2 separate regions of the Homo sapiens genome follow, and region 1 is linked to region 2. Evidence: chromatin loops called from intact Hi-C (ENCODE). Cell type or tissue: heart right ventricle. All regions are shown on one strand. Each heading gives the region's core, and the rest is flanking DNA. Links, peaks and the distances in the headings are about the cores only. Region 1 has its middle 19 kb from the start of CCDC174. Region 2 overlaps GRIP2 (glutamate receptor interacting protein 2).

Evidence for each region. Hi-C counts contacts between places; a loop is a spot of excess contacts. Peaks named below come from ENCODE experiments on the same cell type or tissue, not always from the same donor. Only the 100,000 strongest peaks of a DNase experiment are listed, where the experiment ranks them.
Region 1: it touches region 2 in a loop (2.4-fold over the local background); 8 of 110 quality-filtered maps call a loop at or near these places.

Annotation. Positions count from the first base shown.
Region 1 is chr3:14,627,242-14,638,179 of GRCh38, reverse strand. No RefSeq gene overlaps it. Among named protein-coding and RNA genes, the nearest start is that of CCDC174, 19 kb to the left of the region's middle. In heart right ventricle, for the core only: CTCF peaks have their summits at 3,961 and 4,174 (motif pointing left); a DNase peak (open chromatin) is centred at 4,175; H3K27me3 peaks cover 1,813 bases.
Region 2 is chr3:14,502,844-14,513,781 of GRCh38, reverse strand. GRIP2 (glutamate receptor interacting protein 2) reads left to right here. Exons shown (of 24, transcript NM_001080423.4): 13 at 1-117; 14 at 925-1,005; 15 at 2,303-2,369; 16 at 2,472-2,617; 17 at 3,818-3,962; 18 at 6,082-6,221; 19 at 6,802-6,981; 20 at 7,993-8,167; 21 at 10,111-10,216. Among named protein-coding and RNA genes, the nearest start is that of GRIP2, 32 kb to the left of the region's middle. RefSeq lists a silencer at 4,612-4,661 and enhancers at 4,527-4,821, 7,342-7,841, 7,842-8,343. In heart right ventricle, for the core only: a CTCF peak has its summit at 4,706 (motif pointing left); a DNase peak (open chromatin) is centred at 4,701; H3K27ac peaks cover 1,642 bases.

The DNA of each region.
Region 1 (10,938 bases), core at 1,115-9,114, 120 kb before region 2:
CAGGGCAAGAGTGGGCTGAACTCGCTTTTATAACAAATCTACTCCTGCAAAAACTAACCCACTCCCACAGTAACGATATTAATCCATTCATGAGGGCAGGGCCCTCAGAACCTAAACACCTCGCATTAGGTTCCATCTTCCAAAACTGTTGCATTGGAAATTAAGTTTCCAAGACATGACCCTTTGGGGACACATTTAAACCACAGCAAACTGAAAACATATTTGCACAAACGCTTGTACAGTGGATGAATATTCATAGCAGCATTATTCACAATAGCAAAAGGGTGGAAACAACCCAAGTGTCCATTGATGAGTGAATGGATGGAGAAAGTGTGGTATATTCATACAATGCAATATTGTTCATTGTTAAAAATGAAGTACTTACCAGTCATGCTACAACATGGATAAACCTCGAAAACATTCCACTAAGTGACAGAAGCCAGTTACAAAAGGCCACCTGTGATATGATTCCATATATAAAATATCCAGAACAGGCAAATTCATAGAGACATAAAGTAGATTAGTGATTGCCAGGGAATGGGAGAGGAGAATTGGAACTAACTGCTAAAGGATTTCTTTGGGGAGGATGGAAACGTTCTGGAATTAGATCATGGTGACGGTTGCACAACATAGTGAATGTACTAAAAACCACTGAAGTTTACACTTTAAAATGATGATTTTATTTTATATGAAGTGTCTCTAAATACATGCTGTATTAAAGAAAAAAACTAGATGTCCTGGGAGGAGCTGGAAGAAGCCAGGCAGCACCTAGTTCATGTGGATGAAGGTTGGTTAGAAGAAAGCAGCCCAGAAATGAATGGTTGGGTAAGAATATAAGGGGTGCTTGGGATCTATGACCAACCTTATTTGTTTTAGAAATGCCCTGTTTATGCATTGGTTGAATGCCCAGCACTTGGCCTCCAAGAGCCCAGCATGGATGCTCCAGAAGTTAGCACTCTTCTGGGTTTGCCTCAGTGTGGGGGAATTAGCCTCCAGCTTGCCCAATGAAGAAAGCTCCTGCTCTCCAGGGAGCTAGAGCTCTGCCTACATTGGAGGTGAAGAATGGTATACTCTGGTACTAGGAAAAAAAACTTGTATGTGGCAGATAAAAACTGAGGTCAGGAACTCAGAGGAGACAATGGGGTACCAGGATCTGTGGACTGAAGAAGGACCATGCCATTTAACTCCAGCTCCCCTAGAAGAAACACTTTGGTAAGATCATCCCTCTGTGTGTGCCATGCTGTAAGGTTTATGGATTCCCTTGATAACATCTGAAGTGATGCTGCCACTGTCAGTGCCCTCCTGCTGGTGGCTTCTTATTGAAAACACCTGTGTCTCTGCCTGCGGTGGTTCTCTGGCTATGGGAGTAAGCTCAGCTGAGGCAAAGTGCAGGCTGGAAATGCCTGGGAGTGAATGCCCAGGAGCAGCCCTCAATCAGTGATCAACGGCAGCTGGTGCATAAATACCCCAGCTCCCTCACCCCTCGTGGGATGGGGGTTGGGGAACAACAACCTCTCAAAGGTCTCCAGCAGAATTGAGCCTCAGTTGCCCACAGTGGTAACTTGCCCATTAGTACCATCATTGCTCTCTCTCACTTCCCTGTGTGGGTTGTGAGAGAGAATCTTGGCTTCTGGATTACCTACCGACTAAACCACTTGCATGGTAATCTTAGTCTCAGAGTCTGCTTCTAAGGGAACCCACACTCAGAAAAGAGGTAACATTTATTGAATGTTGACTGTCTTCCATGGATTGTGCTGAAGTTTACACAGAGTGTCTCATCTACCCTTACAAAACCTCTGAGTTTGGCATTATTATACTCACTTACCAGAGGTCTTAGCCAGCTCAAACTATCATAGACTGGCTGACTTAAGCAACACACATTTATGTTTTGCAGTTCTGGAGGCTGGGAAGTCCAAGATCGAGGCAGCAGCAGATTCAGTGTCTGGAGAGGGCTTGCTTCCCGGTTTGCAGATGGACATCTTATTATTATGTCCTCACATCCAAAAAGTAAGCTCTGTTATGTCTTTTTATAAGGCACTAATCCCATCCATGAGGATTCTATCCTAATGACCTAATCACCTCCCAAGGGCCCCACGTCCTAATGCCATCACACTGGGGATTAGGATTTCAACATATGAATTTGTGGGGGAACAGAAGCATTCAGCCCATTGTACCAGATGAGGAAACTGAGGCTTGGAGAGGTGCAGCAACTTGCCTGCTGTCCTGACAGCTCAGATTCAAACCCAGGCTCAGCTAGTTTCCAGTGGAATCCTCTGCAGATTCATACAATGCCATGAACCTCCCTCTATGTAGGCTTGGTCTAAATCTCAAGTAGATTTTGTCTTGAGTGCTGATTCTGATTGGGCACTGTGTTGAGAAGGATTCTGAGGTGCTATCCCAGCTCTGTGGTCAGGAGTGAACCTTCATCACTGGTGTCTTCTCAGCTTCTCTTTCTCCTTTATTCTGGAAAATGACTCTTCTCTGACTTCATGTTTTTCTCTGGGCTGCCAGTCCTGGTAACAAAGAGCCCCCCTTCCACTGAAAACATGATCCCAGCAGGCCAATCAGAAGCCTCCCCTGAAGTAGTCAGGATGGGGAGGGGAAGCATGCTGTCCATCTTACCATCTTACATGAACTGGGAAGGAGGTAACTTCAGAGCTTCTAGCTGCCATCCGCAGGAGCCCTGCCTGAAAGAATGCTTGCAAACATACAGATCCCTAGAGGAGAAATGAAGAGGGGAGAGAGGGGTCCAGTGAGGTTCCCAGGAGGGCCCAGGGGCTGCGCTGCTGCCTGTAGCTTCTTCTTTGGTTTTCTGAGCTACTCCAGTATCCATATAACAAACCCCTTTTTGCTCAAGCTGGTTGGTCATTTCCAACAAAAAGAGTCCTGACTAACACAGAGTGCCATCATTGATTAGTAATGTCGGCCTTGGGTGAGTGAGTGGGGAGCAGAGGTTCATTCAGCATGTATTTCCTGTTCCTGGCTAAGAGTTTGTCTGAGACAGTGAACATGTTCCATGACTAATATTCTTTAAACAATGAGAATTTTACTCATCAATTCATTAACAAATATTTATTGAGCACATACACGCACACAGTCCTGTGCTAAGTGTCTGGGCACCATAAGACAAGGAAGGTAAACAGAATTCACACTGAGCACCTACCATATGCTGGTTGCTTCATGTGTGTGCTTTGTAATTTCCTCTAACCATTATAACACCTGGGCTTGAATGGTTTAATTATCCCCACTTTATAGAAGTTGAACTGAGGACTCAGTCCAAGCTTTTGATCTCTGGTCTGAGGCTGTTGCCAACACATCCCTCACTCTTTCATTTCCTGAGTTATTCCATATATATTGATGCTGGCTAATTATAAAAGCAATAGCGGCAATGAAAACAAGAATAGCAGCTGGCACTTACATAATCTTTACTACACATGAGGCATGGTTCTAAGCCCTTTGCCATGCTTAACTCACTTGGCCATTTCCAATGTTAAGCAGAAAGGCAGGAAAACAGATAAATCCCATGTGTTTACCTACTTCAAGGAGATCGTGGTCCAGCAAACGACATAAGCGCCTAGATGGGTAATTGATAATTTTGTGTTCATGTCCACGCTCTCAACCCAAAGAATGTCAAGACTCAGCTCAGGCATCATCTCCTCCAGGAGACCTCCCCTGACTCCTGTTTGATGCTTCCCCTGGGCACGCATGGCTCCTAGGTGCTGGGAAGCCCTGTCTGGTTCATCTCCAACGTCCAGTTCCCAGCATAAGACCTTGCTACACTGGGTGCTGGGAGTATTTGCTTCATGACTGTATGTGGGGAAGTCCATGGGGATGGGTGGAGGCAGGAGGAGATGCTGACTGTCCCGTGGGGAGGGGGTTCACAGAGAAGGCTGCATCAAGAAGGGGTGCTGGGTTGACTCAGAGGCGAGAGACACTAGGCCACTTTCATATTGGGAGGGCTCCTGATGTCATAAATCATGGAGAAATAATGTCACAAAGTGGCATATTTTTAAACAGTTCAAATGAATGAATGAAGACTTTTAACAATATAACCCCAAGGCACTAGAAGGTGTATGTGAGGGATGTGTTCCTGAAGACCTTGCATAACTCAAAACTCATAATTCAAGACGAACATGGACACTTCTGCTTACTGCCAGTGTGGCGCCACCGTGTGGCAACAAGTGCAATGGGACTCACAGACCCAACCTGCCCACTATGGAAGTGCTGCAGGACACTTGAATTTCCCGCTACTGCTTAGAGTGTGTGTGCGGGGCGGGAGATAGTGGGTAGGAAGATTTGTATTATTTCCAGTTTTGTATTTAGAATGAGACTTCATTAATATTTTAACACAACACTGCCTCAAATTCACATAAAATGTAACCCCCATCTCAAGAACATCACCAGTGAATGTGTGAGGGCCCCTGTGAATGTGAAGATGTCACAAGTTACCACTCTCTAGCCCCTGACAGATCCTGGGAGCTGCCATGCTCACATTGTCCCATGATGATACATCGTCCACACCCTCTTTCCCACTGGTCCAGCCACCAGGGCATGGAGGTATGAAGCCAGAGTGACCAGGTTCCGCCACACAAGCAGTGTGCCCCATAGGCCTGGGCGTGCCATCCGTGTGTAGCAATGACCCGAGCACAGCCCCGTCAGAGGCAAACCCTTTGCTCTCAGGCTGTCTAGCAGCCCTACATCAGTCTTGAGTTTTGGATCCAAGACAGCATCTCAGACTATCCAATCACTAATCCAATGAGTGAATATTTATTGGGCATTTACTGTGCGCTGGCTACTGCTCTGGTGCCAGGAAAGTCCTTGCCCCATCTTGGGTCGAATATTCACATAGCCCATTTGGACAGTATTAAGGAAGTTCCAGGTCTTGGACTTTCTTGAGGGGGCAGAGATAAATCTTTCAATGTTCAACAGTATTTAAAAAGCACCTCCTACATGCAAGGAACTGTCCTAGGCACTGAGCAGTGAGCAAACCGGGTGAAGACCCTGCCCTTATGGAGCTGCCATTCTAGCGGGGAAAACAGAAAATAAACAACATAAATAAGTAAAATACACCAGACTTCAGTGATTCTATGATGCTGATTTCCCCCTGACATTTAACATTTCTGAAATCAGAGTGTGTCCTACATTCAATGGTATCTTAGTCTTGTTCTGCTGTTTAATTGGCATGTTTATCTTTCTTTATGGTGCATAAACTAATAGCTCGTCTTGCTACTGATGACATCTGAATTTGATGAACTGCACAGTAAGTTAGACCATGTTGAGAAATAAGGAGAAAGCTAAGCAGGGAAGGAGGGTGGGGGTGTTGTGGAGGGCGGCTGCATTTACAGTCCTGGCAGATAGGCAGAAGGTGAATTTCAGCAAAGACCTGCAGGAGGTGAGGGAGGAAGCCGCATGGTGTCTAAGGGACGAGCACTGCAGCAGAGGAAACAGCATATGTGAATGCCTCGAGGCAGCAGAGTGCCTGGAAGAGTGGGGAGGCCCATGTTCCTGGAGGGAAATGAGTGAGGGAGGTGAATAGAGGATGAGTTCAGAGGGGGAACAGAGGCCAGGTTATTTTGCCTTTAAGAGCTTTGTAAGGACTTTGGTTTTTACTCTGAGTAAACTTCCACAGCAATATTGATCTTCTGACATCCACTTTGTGGATCTTCCAGAGAATATTTTGTAAATGTCCCAGACCAACTCAGGAGAGTGGTGGAGCTCAGATCCTAAGCCAAATCTGACTCTTAAGGCTGTGGTCTCTCTTGAGCAGGCAGATGAGTGACCAGCACAGGGGAGACAAGTGGGGGTGGTCGAGGGCCCAGCCAGGCAACAAGGCCTCATCTGGCATAGAGAAGGCCCTGAAGTCCAGGCCGGTGGGTGCTGTGACTAGGGGACAGCCTCCTTGGAATATCTCTTATAGAGTCCCCCAAAATTCACACAGGGAGCACCCCTTCAACGTGCAGTTCTTACAAGGAGCTCTGGATTAAATGAGCTTGATTGTCAAGGTAGTGATGCCACCAGAACATGAGTGTTTATCTTGTGGCTCAGAGACTTGAGTAAATACATTTCACAATTAGTGGCTAGTTTATGTAACAGTAATGCCCTAATAAGCCAACTCACAGGATTATCTTGGGGACTTATTAAGTATTAGGAGCTCCAAGTTGGATGCATGGAGCACACAGTATTCCAGCAAATCCTCCCTAGCCCTTCAGGTGTAAGTAGACAGGGAGGGAAAAGAGGGTTGCCCACGTCCCAATCCTCCCTTCCTCTTCTCTCCCTCCTTTCCACTCTGGAGCAAGGCTGAACCTTGCCAGTTCGAAGACCGCAGGCCTTAGCTGTGGGTAGTGGCAGATGAGACAGGCCAGCCATTCCAGAATGTTTCCCTTTTGTAATAGATTGATTGTATTAATGGCCTCCCTGTGTCTGCATCTCTCTGCAATATGACCTTGCCGCTCCTCCTATATAAAGGGGAGCCGGTTTCCCTGTCACTTGAATGTGAGCTGACTTCCTGACTTGACTTGCCAGGAGAATATGGCAGGGGTGACTGTACACCAGTTCTAAGCCCAGGCCTGAAAGGTGCTCACATGCTTCCTCTCGCTCTCATGCCATGAGAACAAACCCTCTCTGTAGCCTGCTGGAGGATGCTGAACCACATGGAGGAGAGCCCATGAGTCCCAACACACATCCTGCACTAGCATGAAGCAGCCATCTGACCCCCAAACAAGGGAGAGAGCCCAGGACAGATCGGCAGGGCTGTCTACCTGACTGTCAGCTCACGTCAGATATGTGAGGGAGCCCAGCTGAGACCAGAGGAATCACCCAGCTGATCTGTAGACCTGTAATCTCATAAGCAACATTTACTGTTTTAAGCCATTGAGTTTGTAGTGTCTGTTACACAGCAGTAGCTAACTGACACGTTTCTGTTCTGAAGTAGTTCTTGATGGGCGGGGGTGGTGTGACTTAGGATGACAAGATATAACGTCTCATTGTCCTTTTTTTCTTGGCAGTCAGGAGAAAATAGGACTTCCAAAGATCTCTGAAGAAATGTCAGGATATTTGTATGTTACTGTAACAGGATAAAAATGACCAAAAATGACTGTGACAGGGAAAAGAAATGTAACAAGAAAAATGTGTCAGGAGGCAGCATTCACTGACACCAAGTTCACGCACATCTTTTTTCCCCCGCAAGCAGTGGGGATACCTGTGTAAGCAAATACATTAATACTGCTGCTGTAACAGACATGCTCCCTGGCGCTGACGAGCTCACCCACAGGATCCCTGCTGGGGTGGGAGGATGTGAGTATCCTTGCATCTTTGTTTGCTGACAAGCATTGAGAAGCGGCCAGACTTACTGCTGCCCATTTTTGCTAAGACCTCTGTTGTCGTGGAAACTTCCTCAGCAAAGATTGCAGCCGTGTAAAAAGGAAAAGAGATGGAGAGGACTTTTTGAGTTTATCAGGAAACTCAGTGAAAATGTTGGCCCTCCAGCAGGCTAGATCAGGTGTTTGTTTGTTTTGGAGACAGAGTCTCCCTCTGTTGCCCAGGCTGGAGTGCAGTGGTGTGATCTCAGCTCACTGCAACCTTTGCCTCCTGGGTTCAAGTGATTCTCCTGTCTCAGCCTCCTGACTAGCTGGTATTATAGGCATGTGCCACCAGGCCCAGCTAATCTTTTTTTTTTTTTTTTTTGAGATGGAGTCTCTCTCTGTCCCCCAGGCTGGAGTGGAGTGCAGTGGCGTGATCTCAGTTTACTGCAAGCTCCACCTCCCAGGTTCACGCCATTCTCCTGCCTCAGCCTCCTGAGTAGCTGGGACTACAGGCGCTCACCACCATGCTCAGCTAATTTTTTGTATTTTTAGTAGAAATGTGGTTTCACCGTGTTAGCCACGATCTCCTGACCTCATGATCCGCCCGCCTCGGTCTCCCAGAGTGCTGGGATTACAGGTGTGAGCCACTGTGCCCGGCTGAATTTTTGTATTTTTTAGTAGAGACGGGGTTTTGCTATGTCGGCCAGGCTGGTCTCAAACTCCTGGCCTCAAGTGATCTGCCTGTCTTGGCCTCCCAAAGTGCTGAGATTACAGGTGTGAGCCACTGCACCCAGCCTAGATCAGGTTTGTTCTCATGGCATGAGAGCGAGAGGAAGCATGCAAGCTCCTGTCAGGCCTGGGCTCAGAACTGGCACACAGTCACCCCTGCCACATTCTCCTGAGCAAGTCAAGCCAGGAAGTCAGCTTACATTCAAGTGACGGGGAAACAGACTCTCTCTTTAATGGGAAGAGCTTCAAGGCCACATCGCAGAGGGACTCCGACACAGGGAGACCCAAAGAAAAGGCATCAGCTACTTAAACATTTTTAGCAGTTCACAGATTTCTTCACTTTCTCTCTGGAGGTAGGTACTAGCATTACCATTTCATAGATAAGGACACTGAGGCTCAAAGCAGTGAACTGTGCAAGGTCCACAGCTGCGAGGGGCAGAGCAGAGTCCTTAGGCTCCAGCCTCTGTGTCTCATGCTCTCTCAGGGGTTGGGGGTTCCTGAAGTGATGGAATCAGCTTGCAATGGCCTAGTTCTTTGGCTTGGGGGTGGGTGCATGGGTGTTCGTTCATTGCGTTACTGTTTCTTCTCTTTGTGTGTCTGGGATATTTTATAATTTTCTTAGAAGAAATGGAAAGTAATTACCTTGTGTTGTTCACCGAACCACAGATGCTGCATTTTGAGCCCCCAGTATATTCTTTATGAGCATCTTTGTGCAATACTCATAAAAATTGAGGAAAACAGCAAGAAGGGCGAAGGGAAAAGCAAAGAGAAGAAACAATCCTGGCAAGAATGGGGCCAACCGGCCACATCTGCCAGGGGCTGCCCCAGGCTTTGCAGACCAGGTGCCTGAGACGCTCTAGCAGTAAGGGTCTGCAATGCCCTGATTTCAGTATTTGGGCCTGTTTTCTATGAAGAGTGGTTCCTAGCTTGGGAGGAAAAGGCTTCTGGCAGCCTCTGTCTGTGCTCTGTGGGAGGCCCCAGCCTCTTCAGGCCACACTGCCCTATCCATCTGGCAGTGCCCGAGGCCTTCTTCTCGCTGCTGGATGGGCTGACAACTTCCTGCCCCTGGGAGCAGCCCTGACCAATGGCTGAATATAGTGGGGAATAAACATGCCCACTCCCTTTCCCCTCAGATACAACACTGTGAGCTCTGGTCCTCCTTGGCTCTCAGCACATCTCCATGGCATTCCGCTCCAGTTGCCTGTGGAGGTGGCTGGTGCCTGAACTCTCTTGGTGGGCTGTCTTCCCCTCCCTGTCTCACTAGGCCCTCTCTTAGCAGTGCACCCAGCCTCCTCTCCCAAGGAAAACACCTGCACTTGCATCCCTGCCTTAGGGTCTGCCTCTGAGGAAGCCTGGACCAAGACAGAGGAATATTTTCAACAAGACATAGAGGTGCTTTTGAGATCCTCCCCTCCCTGCCCCAAATGAATTGAGAACTCCTTCAGCAAACCACCAGAAAGTCCAGGTATGCCACCCTCTCTGCACAGGGGCAGTGGAGAGCGCACGGCTTCTGAGGCAGCGGCCTGGGATGAACCTCTAGCAATTCCGCTCACCAGCAGTGTCACCTCAGATAAGCTACTTAAGGTCTCTGGGCTTCAGTTTTGTCACTTGTCAAGGAGGAAGTCCTCCTCCCCCTGTGTCATGAAGATTCAAGGAGAGACACATGGACTCACCCTGAACAACATGGACACTGAGCAAAACCTCAATTTATGGTTTTAAAGATGTCAAGAAGTATTACCTTAATATACATGTCACAAAAATCCTTGTCAGACTCTGTTCTGATTTACTTGCTATGTAGGTCACATAGCAAGTAAATGCCTAAAAAGTGCAATTTAATGATCCTTTCGTAAACTCCTCTTCCCCTGGGCTGGAATGATGTTCTGGAGTTATAAATTAAAAGAATGCTGGTACCCTACCTAGCTGGAGGAGAGACATAAATCATGGTACACTGTGAAAAGAGCACTAAGAGATGTCTCTGGTGGGCACTTGCGGCATTTGGTTGTGGGATCCCCACAGGGCCTCTGGTTCTGGAACCCTCATTTCCCTCCAGAATCCATCCCTGCCCACTTCAGACCTTCTGGCCCCCCATGGGTGGCCATGTGACTCAGGCTGGGCCAATCAGAGCTGTCGATCCCCTGGCCAGAGTGATTCGTTCAAGAACCAGCCTGTGACCCACGCTGGACCGTTGAGAATCAATTCTGAGACCTTGTGTAGCTACTGGGAGAGGGAAGCTGTCTGCTGAACTTAAAGCAGGCAGGGTAAAGGCAGGGGCTCCTGGGGGCTGCTTGAGAGTGAAGGAAGGTAGGATCGATAGACAGCTAGAGGCAGGGGCCCAGCAGCATGTTTTCACCCTTTGCCTCAGCTGCCTCGGAAGCCTGTGTCTAACACCTGAACTTTTCTACTACATGAGCCTGTGAATCCTCCTCCTCCTTTTTTTCCCCCTAAGCCATTTGCTACCAAAAGTTCATGCCTTCTGTAAGGTCTGTACAAGTCACAAAGAAGGCACGGGGAGGAGGTTAGCACTTCATGAAAGGGACTGGGAAGCCTTCTGAGGAAGGGAGCCTCTGATTTTAGGCTTCGAGGGATGAATAGAAGTGTTTTTTTGGTGACCAAAGCAGGGAAGGGCATTTGAGGCAGAGGAAATTGCACACAAAGGCGTGGAGGTGGAAACTAGGAGTGCTTCTGTGTGGCTGGTGTACCGAAGATGAGGCAGAGGTGTGAGCAGGGGCCAGATCATGGAGCTTGAATGCTAGGCTAGGAGGCTTTTCTCCTGTGGGAGGCCTGGGCGGGGGTTGGAGGTTTAGGGGGTGCGTGGGAGGGTGGGAGTAGGGGGAGGGCAGATGCCTGTGTGTGGTAAGCAGAAGAGAGGGTGAGTCAGACCTTGCTGGGGCCGTGGAGACTTAATGAA
Region 2 (10,938 bases), core at 1,265-9,264:
TCCTGTCCATCAATGGCATTGCCACCGAGGACGGGACTATGGAGGAAGCCAACCAGCTCCTGCGGGACGCCGCACTGGCCCACAAGGTCGTGCTGGAGGTGGAGTTCGATGTGGCGGGTGAGTGAGTGGCCCAAGCTTCCTCCTCATATTTCAGGGCCCTGCACCCCTCCTCTCTTTATCCTGCCTCGCCTGTGCAAACGCTCCACCCCATCCCCCTCTGTGCCCAGTGCCCTTCTCCCAGGGGCTTTGCAGCTTATAGTGGGAAGGGAAGCCTTGGCACGGGAGGGAGAAGTTTCCACACCAGGAGACTTTTGCAGAGGGGCAGGACCAAGTGGGGATGGGGTTGGGGAGCTGAAAATACTCCAAGCTCCTTCTCAGCATGGGTTAGGCAAAGAACCTCGAACAACAGTTTGGGTCAGAATTCTGCTTCTGTGACCTCAACACAGTGTGGCTTTGGACAGGACACTCCCTCCACTGTTTCCCCATCCGTAAATAGTTGATAACGATCTTTTCACTATAGGGGCGGTACTTGGGTTAGGTGAGGCATATGCCCAAGAGAAATGAAAACATGAAAATACCCAGCCACGGCCTGGCACATAGTAGGTGCTCAGGAAATATGTGCTAGATTCACACTGGGTTGTTAGGCTGTGGGGAGCTCCCTTCCCGCCCGCCACACTAGCCGACAGCCAAGAGGCCTGGTTCCAGCCCCGACTCTGGTCTGACTAGAGCAGGTCAGTTGTTTTGAGCAAATCTGTCAGCTCACTCTGCCTCAGTTTCCTCCTCTGTTGAGAGGAAGCAGGGGGATGAGATTAGAACTGTGACTTTCGGGGTCACTCCCAGCACAGCCAGAATGGGCATGGGGCTGGGGTTCGCTGAGGCTCCTCCTCTGGGTCCTCACGTCGGTTTATGTCCATCTACCCCCAGAGTCCGTCATCCCAAGCAGTGGCACCTTCCACGTGAAGCTGCCCAAGAAGCGCAGCGTGGAGCTGGGCATCACCATCAGCTGTGAGTCTCCTCCCGCTGCTGTTTGCCCCTGGGAGCGAGCTCAACTGCTGGGGAAAAAGAGCTTGCCAAGCTCAGACCAGCATTTCCATGGCGTGACACCCTGCGGGGCCCGAGGAAAAGGCTTGGGGGTGTGGGGAGGCTGGCTTCCGTGGACCCAGCTGCGTGTTCTCAGCGAGACCCCAGCTTCCCAAAGCTTCAGCTTCCCGTTCTGCACCATGGCAGTCCCCTGGCCTCGTGGGTCTCCCAGGGGGCTTGTGAGGTGCCCATGGTGAGAGAGCATTGGAAGGTGACAAATATTTAGGCTGGGTTTGGTTTTCTGCCTGCTTCTGTGTTCTCAGAGCCCAGCAAAGGCCTGGAACACAGTAGGTGCTTAATTCATGTTTGTCAAAGGAATGAAAATGAGGAATGCAGAAGAAAAACGTAGAATGGGTGAGCATGGGAAAGGTGAAAGCACTCCCGTGGCTCCCATCTTATTCTGAGTAAAAGCTGAGGGCCTCGGGCCCCAGTGAGGCCCTCTGTGCTCTGGACCCCATGACCTCTGACCTCATCTCCCGACTCTCCCCAACTCAAGCCCTCCAGCCGCAGTCAGCCTGGCTGCTCCCTGCCATGCCTGCCCCTTCCTGCCTCTGGGCCTTTGCATCTGAGACCGTTCCTCTGGCCTCTTCCCTACCTCCTTCATGGCTTTGCCCAAATGTCACTTGACAAGGCCTTCCCCGACCACCTGACTGAACATTTACCGCCCTCGACACAAGCCCGTTTCTCAGGTTTCTCCACAGCTCACTTCATCGGTGTTTAAATGTTGTTGATTGTGACCACCACTGGAGTGCCAGCTCCAGGAGGGCAGGGAGAGATTGCTGTCTGTTTTGTTCACTTCTGTGTCTCCCACCCCCAAGCACACAATAGAGCCTGGGTGCTGGCCCTGAGCCCGGTGCTGGGGACACAGACACCAAGCAGACAGCCCCCCTCCACAAAGAGCTCGCAGTTTGCTGGGGGATGGGCTGAGCAGGAGGAAAGAAGAGCTGGCATTGGAAGGGCCATGCTGGATCTTGTGCCTGTGTTATCTGGTTTACTCTCACCACATCCCCATGAGGTCTGCGGTGCCACCCCCATTTTACAGGGGGGAAACTGATGCACAGGGAGGTGAGCTGATTTGCTCACGGTCACCCAGCCAGGAAGCAGTGGGACCAGGATGTGAGTAGGACCAGTGGCTCCGAGTCCACACTCAGACCCCTGGGCTTCGCCACCCCACCCCAGGCTGAGGCCACCAAGGTCAGATTCATGGCCTCTTTTTCTCCAGCGGCCAGCAGGAAACGAGGGGAGCCCTTGATCATCTCCGACATCAAGAAAGGCAGCGTGGCACACAGGTAGGGGCACTGGGGCACAGGAAGGGAAGTGGCCAACAGCAGTGAGTATGGCACCTGCATGCACCAGGCTCCTTCCATCCCCTCTGCCCCCGACTCATGCAGGACGGGCACCCTGGAGCCAGGCGACAAGCTACTGGCCATTGACAATATCCGCCTGGACAACTGCCCCATGGAGGACGCCGTGCAAATCCTGCGGCAGTGCGAGGACCTGGTGAAGCTGAAGATCCGGAAGGACGAGGACAACTCTGGTATGGCCCTCATGCTGGCCTCCTACCTCCAGAGGCCCACCCTTTGACTAGCGGGTTCCCAGCTTGCAATTCAGGGCTCCCTCCAGCCGAGGAAGGGAGGGTGGTGGGCGCTGCTGAAGGCTGGCTGGAATGAACAAATGAAGGAGGGGGCAACACCACAGATTTCTCACTGTCCCCGGCGTCTGGGGCCCTCCAGAGCCTCTGTGAGGTGGACAGGAGTTTGAGACTCTCCCGTAGTCTCCACATCTAGCACCAAGCCTGGCAGAGGAGACCTACTGGGTGCAGCTGGTGCAGCTGGTGGAGAGATGAGTGGGTAGGGCAGGGGAAGAGCGAGGCTGCCCTTTTGAGTGGCAGGCTATGAGTGGATAAGCAAAGACTGCAGACTCAGGCCCCACTGACGCCAGATAGTGATATAAATGAGTGAGAAAAGCTGTATGGATTGGAGAGGCAAAAGGGACGGGTGAGGACTGCGCCAACTGGAAAGTGAATCCCTGATTCAAAGGGGCAGCCTCCAAATCACCAACTCCGACTCTGTGAAAGAAGGTTACTGTGGGAGGTAGATTTCTTTTCTTTTCTTTTCTTTTCTTTTAAGAAAAGTTGGGCCAGGTGCAATGGCTCATACCTGTACACCCCTCACTTTGGGAGGCCAAGGTGGGTGGAGCACTTAAGCCCAGGAGTTCGAGACCAGCCTGGGCAACATGGCGAAACCCCATCTCTACAAAAAATACAAAAATTAGCTGGGTCTGGTGGTGCATGCCTGTAGTCCCAGATACTTGGGAGGCTGAGGTGGGAGGATCACTTGAACCCTGGAAGCAGAGGTATGGCAGTGAACTGAGATCGTGCCATTGCACTCCAGCCTGGGCAGCAGAGCAAGACTCTGTCTCAAAAAAAAAAAAAAAAAAAAAACAACGGATGATCGGGGTTCCCTTTGCTTCCTGCTGGCTGCTGGAGGAAAAGAGGCCACTGTTTCTTGTCATCAATGTTGTCATTATTGTGGGTGAGGTGTGATGTTTCTTTTCTTTACTGGTATTTGGGCAGAAGATGGCCTCAGGGTCCCCAGGTTGTGCTACATGAAATCAGAGCGTGAGTGACTGGGTGAATGAATTAATAAATAAGTATGAGTGAGTGAGTGAGGCCAAGGCTTTAGGAAGCTGGGTACCCCCTCGGGGGCCTCCTCCTCATGGGTCCCCGTGCTTGCAGATGAGCTGGAGACCACAGGTGCCGTCAGTTACACAGTGGAGCTGAAGCGCTACGGGGGTCCCCTGGGCATCACCATTTCGGGCACGGAGGAACCTTTTGACCCCATTGTCATCTCAGGCCTCACCAAGCGTGGCCTGGCTGAGAGGTGAACTGGGGCTCTGTGGGGACGCATGGTGGGCTCAGGGAACACAGGAAGCAAGAGCTGGGGCTATGGCAAAGCCAAGCAAGATTCTGACCTCTGTTCCAACATTGACACTGTGGGTGACATTGGGCCAGTCACTTCCCCTCTCTGAGACTCAGGTCTGCATTTGTAAAATGAGTGTCAGCCCCTGCCTGCCAGGGCAGAGGCCCACACCCCAGCAGACCTCCTGGCTCCAGGTAAGCACTGGGCCAAGGTGTGTGCATCTTCCTGCTCCTACCTGTGTCTGGAAGGTCAGCCCTGCAAGGCTATTTGGAGCGCCTGCTGTGTGCGGAATAGGATGGGGCAGTGCCCCAGTACCCTGGTCCCAGCACTGCCTAGGGCTTTCCTGAGGCATTGGGGGACTGTCCCTGCTGCCCCTAGACTCTGAAACTGTGGCAGCTGAGGGAGCTGTAAGAATGGAGCCCTGTCCCAGGGTGAGGTGGAGGTCAGAGATGGAACCCGACCCCCAGTGTGGGTGAGACCGAGCCTTCTCCCCCGAGCTGGGCAGGGATGAATCCGGCAGGCAAGGAAGCGGTGAGCTCCCAGCACAGCAACGAGCGGGCGGTAAAAGGAGAGCCTGGTGGGGGCTGCAGGGGCAGGACGCGTCCCGGAGGAGGGCACCGCGCAGGAGGGGCGGTGGCTGGGCGGGTGGGGAGAGGATGGGAGGGATTCCGGGACGTGGACCCTGCTCCTGGAGCGCCCCCTGCTGGACACCTGGCAGACTGCAGAGGTCGGTGTGGAACCCTTCTGACCCCAATGTCTTCATCAATTCGAGCATGTACTGGGCACCTGCTGTGTGCCTGGCCCCTCTGTCCTGGTTGCTGGGGCTGTACAGACAACCCTCCTGCCTTCGCCGGGCTGATGTAGCTCAGTGCTGTCCAACTGAAATATAATTTGAGCCACAAATTTAATCAGACACTTTCTAGTAGCCACATCTGCAAAGCAAAAAGATGAAATTCATCTTAAATATATATTTAGTTCAACATGTAATCAAATAAAAACCATTAAGAACATGTCTTATATTCTTTTTCATGTTACACCTTCCGTATCTGGTGTGAGTTTTCTGCTTTTAGCACATCTCAATTTGGGCAGTCACATTTGAGGGGCTCAGCAGCCACCTGTGGCTGGTGGCTGCCATATTGGACACTACAGCTCTGGTCCCCTCCCGGAGCCCACCATTCCCTGACTCGCTCACTATCCTCATCCCTGGGGAAGTGCAGGGCAATGCCCAAGCATGACTCTCCAGGAGCTCCCATATGGGGTGACATCTACAGCCCCAGAGGTTAAAGACCCCTGACCCTAGTCCTCTGCCTCCTTTTCCTCCACCTGGCTCAGGTCACTCTAAGCACCTGCTACAGCTTCTCCCCTGCTCAGCCCTGGCTGCTCCTCAGAATCACCTTCCTGCCCCATCCCCACAGGTACTATTTAATTGGTCAGATGTGGGGCCCAGGCACCTGCATTTTCAAAAAGCTCCTCAGGTCATTGTAATGGGTGTCCAGGTAGAAAACCACTGGGCCACAGCAGTGCTGCCGCCTGGCATCACCAGCCCTTCACGCCCTACTGTGAGGTCTGCTGGGCGCTGGTGATTATGCCCATTCTCCAGGTGGGAAAACTGAGGCCCAGGAAGGGGCAATGGCTACCAAGGGTGTCTGCTGGAGGGAAGTAGGAATCCATTCCGTTCATTCACGCCTCAGTTATGATTTGATAATTAAATTAGTATTATCACCCCCATTTTACAGATGAAGAAACTGAAACTCAAGGGTTTAAGAAACTGGCCCAAGATCACATAGCAAGTATTTGGCAGCTAGTATGTGGGATTCTCAAAACCTGTGTTGGACACTGGTTCCAGAACCTAATTTTGCAGTCAGGTGGGACAATCCCCTCCCAGGTTCTAGACTTTATGTCTCTATTAATGTGATCCAAGATCATACTTGCGTGCTTTTGTTTTGTTTTTGGCAGCTGGGTTTAACTGGGGTCAGCCAGACTTCTGCTTTGTGGCTCTCCTGGATTCCCTGAGGGCAGACTGCCACTCTGAGGCCCTGAGTGTCTAACTCCCATTCTCTGCCCTGCATCCACTCCTCAGGACTGGTGCCATCCACGTGGGGGACCGCATTCTGGCCATCAACAACGTTAGCCTCAAGGGCCGGCCGCTGAGCGAGGCCATCCACCTCCTGCAGGTGGCTGGAGAGACCGTCACACTGAAGATCAAGAAGCAACTAGACCGTGAGATTCGCTTCATCCCCTGGGAGCCACCCAGCAGGTTTAGGAAGGGCAATCCCTCTGTGCCAGGCTTTGCCTGCACACCCTCACAGAGTCCTCACTGCAGCCCTGTGGAGGCGGGCCTGCGATGGCAAAGAAGATAAGACTCAGAGAGGGAAGTGATGAGCCCAGGGCCACACAGTGGGCACGGGGCAGAATCTGGGTCTGAGCCCTGTTCTTCATTACTTCCTGCCTCTTAAGGTGCTCACGTGTGTATGCTTCATGGCCATAACTCATGCATTCCTCAGCTGCCCCTGAATACGTCCCCGTGCCTTGGTAGAAAGGCCACCATAGGCAGTGGAAGGGGCCTGAGCTAATCCTGGCTCCACTGGTGCTCACTGTGTGATCTCGGGCATGCTGCTCAGCTTCCCCGAGCCTCAGTTTTCCCATCTGTGAAACAGGTTTGCTTATTAGTGTGCCATGGTCATATGTCAGCTCAGAAGGGCTTACTGCCTGTGAGTTTCCAGACCAGGCTGAAATGCAGAAACTGAGGCTCACTGTGAGTGTCTCTGAAGTCAGAATTGACACCCCTCTCTCCTCCCAGGTCCCCTCCTACCCCGCAAGTCGGGCAGCCTCAGTGAGACCAGTGATGCTGATGAGGACCCAGCAGATGCCCTGAAAGGAGGCCTGCCAGCAGCCCGCTTCTCGCCGGCTGTGCCCAGTGTGGACAGTGCTGTGGAGTCTTGGGACAGCTCGGCCACCGAGGGTGGCTTTGGGGGCCCAGGTAATACCTTGGGGCCCTTGGACAAGTGGCACGCTCTCTCTAGGCCGCCCCTGCTGCTGGGCCTGTGCAGGACTGTTCTTGTGCCTGTTCCTCCCTCCTGCGCTCCTCTCCTGGCATCCTTTAGGGGCCCTTCCTGAAGGAAGACCTGATTTGGCTCCGTAAGCCACTCTTAGGGCCCCTTGCTCCTGGAAGCATGGACTGCAGCCATATCTTTTGATTTAGAACCATGGGTCCCATGCTGGCTGCTAAGCTTTCCCCACTGTGAAGTTACGGACAAAGTTGGTCTTTCTTCTACTGTAGCCTTCCTTCCTAGCCCAATGTCTGGCACACAGTAGGTGCTCAACAATGTTCATTCCATCCAGTTGAAAATAGGGAGGCCAAAAGCCCCCTCCCACCCCAGCCTACAAGACCGGATGTGGGGCAGACACCTCGGGCTCCCTCCCAGGCCAATGCATGTTGAGACCCGGAGGTGGCCGCAGGGAGACGTCTGAGTCTGGTGGCTGGCCAGCTGGCCTCAATGACCCAGAGCCACCGGAACTCCCCATGGTCCAACTCAGAGGACTGGGTAGGGGGGGCGAGGCCTCTACGGGCCGTAGGTGGCTGCCAGCCCGTTCTTGCCTGCGGACACCTGCTCTCCCTGGGCCTCAGCTTCCCCATCTCCAGCTCTCTGTCAGCATCTCTCAGCTCACTCCCTGGGGCTGGACCTTCAGAGCTCCCAAAGGCAGGAAGTGGAGGGTGGGCCACATGTTCAGCCTCCTTCCGTGGCAGGGTGATGGCCAAGCCCAGGCCGATGGAGTTGAGACAGAGTCGCAGAGCCCCAGGCATTAACTTCTGGATGACCAGGAGCTCCAGGGAGATTCTGAGAGGCAGAGGCCCTCAGAGGGCTGTGTAGATGCAGGCCCAGAGAGGAGCAACGACCTCCCCAGGGTCACTCAGCACAGCTGGAAATGGGGCAGGCAGGAGGGCAAGGTGAGGCCGCAGGGAACACAGAGGCCCTCTCTCCACCACCAGGGTCCTATACACCACAGGCAGCAGCCCGGGGCACGACCCCCCAGGAGCGGAGGCCTGGCTGGCTGAGGGGCAGCCCCCCACCCACCGAGCCCCGGAGGACGAGCTATACCCCAACCCCAGCTGACGAGAGCTTTCCAGAGGAGGAGGAGGAGGATGATTGGGAGCCGCCAACGAGGTCTGTGGTGGGAGCACCGTGAAGGAGGAGGGAGTCACAGTGTCTTGGCTGGGGTGGGCGAGGGTGCCTGTGCCAAAGTGGTGGGGGAATGGAGAGTCTTGGCGGGCTCCTGAGGAGGGGTGCCTCCTGGGAGAGAAGCACTGAGCAGAGCCACCTCAGCCAGGCTGAGACGGAGGGAAGGGCAGACTGGTGGAGGGCACGGCAGGGACGAAGGTATAGAGGTGGAGAGCAGCCTGGTTTGCCCTTCCCAACTTTGGTCATCTCCTGTTCTCAGAAGAGCAGCAGACTCAGAACTTGAACCCAGGCCCACCTGACTTACCCCAGATGGCCTGATGGCCTCCTGCGAGGGCCCTCAGCCCACCGGCACCATCCCTGGGCTGTGCCGAGTGGCTGAGCCGCTGGAGAAGGCTCCTGCAGAGAGCAGGCTGTGGAGAAATGCTGTTCCTCATCTGGCCCAGGCCACCCTCCCATCGTGGTGCTTTTGATCAGGCGGTTCCTTCTGCCTCGATGCCTTTCCCCTGGTCTCTCCTGGCAAATCCCTACTCATCCCTCAAAACTCAGCTCAAATTCTCCTGCCTCTGGGAAGCTTCCCTGTCTTTCTCAGGCAGAAGGGATTCCTCCCTCCCTCCTGGTACCCACAGCTGCTCCTACAAGTCTCCTGGTAGCCTAAACACCTTGTGTCTATCTGGCTAATTACTTGGCTATCATCTCTACTGCGTGGCACCCCAGCTCCACGCGTGGCCCCTAGTAGGTGCTCAGACATATTTTGCGAATGAATCTCCAGCTCTGTAAGAACAGGGGCCACACTTTATTCTCTTCCATATCCCTGTGCCCAGCAGAGGACTTAGCTCAGGAAATGTCTGTGGAATTGACTTGAATGGAGCAAGTGTCCTTCAGCCTCTGTCTTTTCATCTGTTACATGGAAAGGGAAGGAGGCAACACATCCTCGTTCCTAAGCTCCCTAAGATAGCAAAGCTTGCGTGCCCCTGTAAAAGAGCAAGTGCTGGCAGGGTGCAGTGGCTCACGCCTGTAATCCCAGCACTTCAGGAGGCTGAAGTGGGCAGATCACGAGGTCGGGAGATCGAGACCATCCTGGCTGACACGGTGGAACCCGTCTCTAGTAAAAATACAAAAAGTTGGCCAGGGGTGGTGGCGCATGCCTGTGGTCCTAGCTTCTCGGGAGGCTGAGGCAGGAGAATGGCGTGAACCCAGGAGGCAGAGCTTGCAGTGAGTCGAGATCATGCCACTGCACTCCAGCTTGGGTGACAGAGCAAGACTCTGTCTCAAAAAAAAAAAAAAAAAAAACAAGCAAGTGCTTTGTAAATCACAGCATGCCTTGTAACCGTTGAGGCCTTTGTAATTAGCAAGTGGCTTTGCGAAGTGTCAAAATGTGAATTGTGAACTTTCTGAGACTCAGTGTTGGAACTGATGATAACAGGCTCATACAACCTGTGATGGGAGTTATGGGTGGTCTCGACCCCTTCCCCAGCACAGTTATTTCATCCTCTCCATCCATCTGTGTCCTTGCTGGCCCCAGCTCTGTCCCTGTCACTGTCCCACGGTGCCGTGTGTCTGGGTGGGGCCAGGGGCCGTCCTCTGGGACTACACCATGGATCTCCTCTCTGTCTGTTCGTCTGTTTGTCCTCTGTCTCTCTTCCTAGGCATCCTGTGTCACCGCTCTCCACCCCGTCTCATCTGCCCCTGTTCTAACTGGCCACCGACAGTCCTGGTCGCCCCTAACTGCGTCTTTCCCCTATTCCGTGTCACCAACCACTGCCCCGGGGCCCCAGAACTGCCACCGAGGACGCCCGCCTGCCTGCCCGCCCACCCACCCTATGGCCCCTCGAGCCCAACGCTGGGCCCTGGGGCCCCGAAGACTCCTCAGGCCCCAGCCCGCCCACCCGCCTGCCAGGAGTTGACGCTCTCTGGTTCCTACGTTACAGCCCAGCCCCTGGCCCTGCCCGAGAGGAGGGCTTCTGGCGCATGTTTGGAGAAGCTCTCGAAGACCTGGAGTCATGTGGTCAGTCAGAGCTGCTGAGGGAACTGGAGGTATGGCTGCCTGCCCTGCAGGCCTGCATGGGGCACCCGGGGCTGTTCACTCTGGTGTGTGTGCAATGGGAGGAAGGCATGCTGATGGCATCATGCTCATGTGTAATGTGTACGTATGCACTCACCTGGGCACCCTGTGGGAAAAGGTGTCTTCACATATGTACAGACTGTGCATGGATTCATGTGCAAGTGTGATTGAGAGCACTGTGGTACTACACATTATCTGTGTGGACATGGAATATGTGTGACATCATCATGTGTACATTGGGAGCATATGTGTATGCATGCATGTGAACATGCTCATGCATGCACATTTGCAGAGTGTATTTCAGAACATGTGTGTCCGATTGTGCACATGTAGGCACACGGGGCAGTTTTGGTATTTTTGTATGTATGTGTGATCATGAATGTGGTTGTCGGCATGCCCTGTAGAAGCGTGAGTGTTGACATCAGTGACGACACAGGAGATAAGGGGCTGTGGGAAACCAGAGGTGAATGTGGCTTTGTGTAAGGTCAATATTGCTCAGTGAATAGAACAAACTGCCCAGGAGGATCCAGAGAGGATCTCGCTAAGTCACATCCCAAGCTTCCACTCTGAGAGCAATTATATTTTATTTAAATCTCTATTTTATCTGTGTTTTGCCCCCTTTTTATTTCTAATATTATTGATTGGGGTCATTTTTTTCTCTCCATTAATCTTGCCAATTACTAGGTTGCTCAAA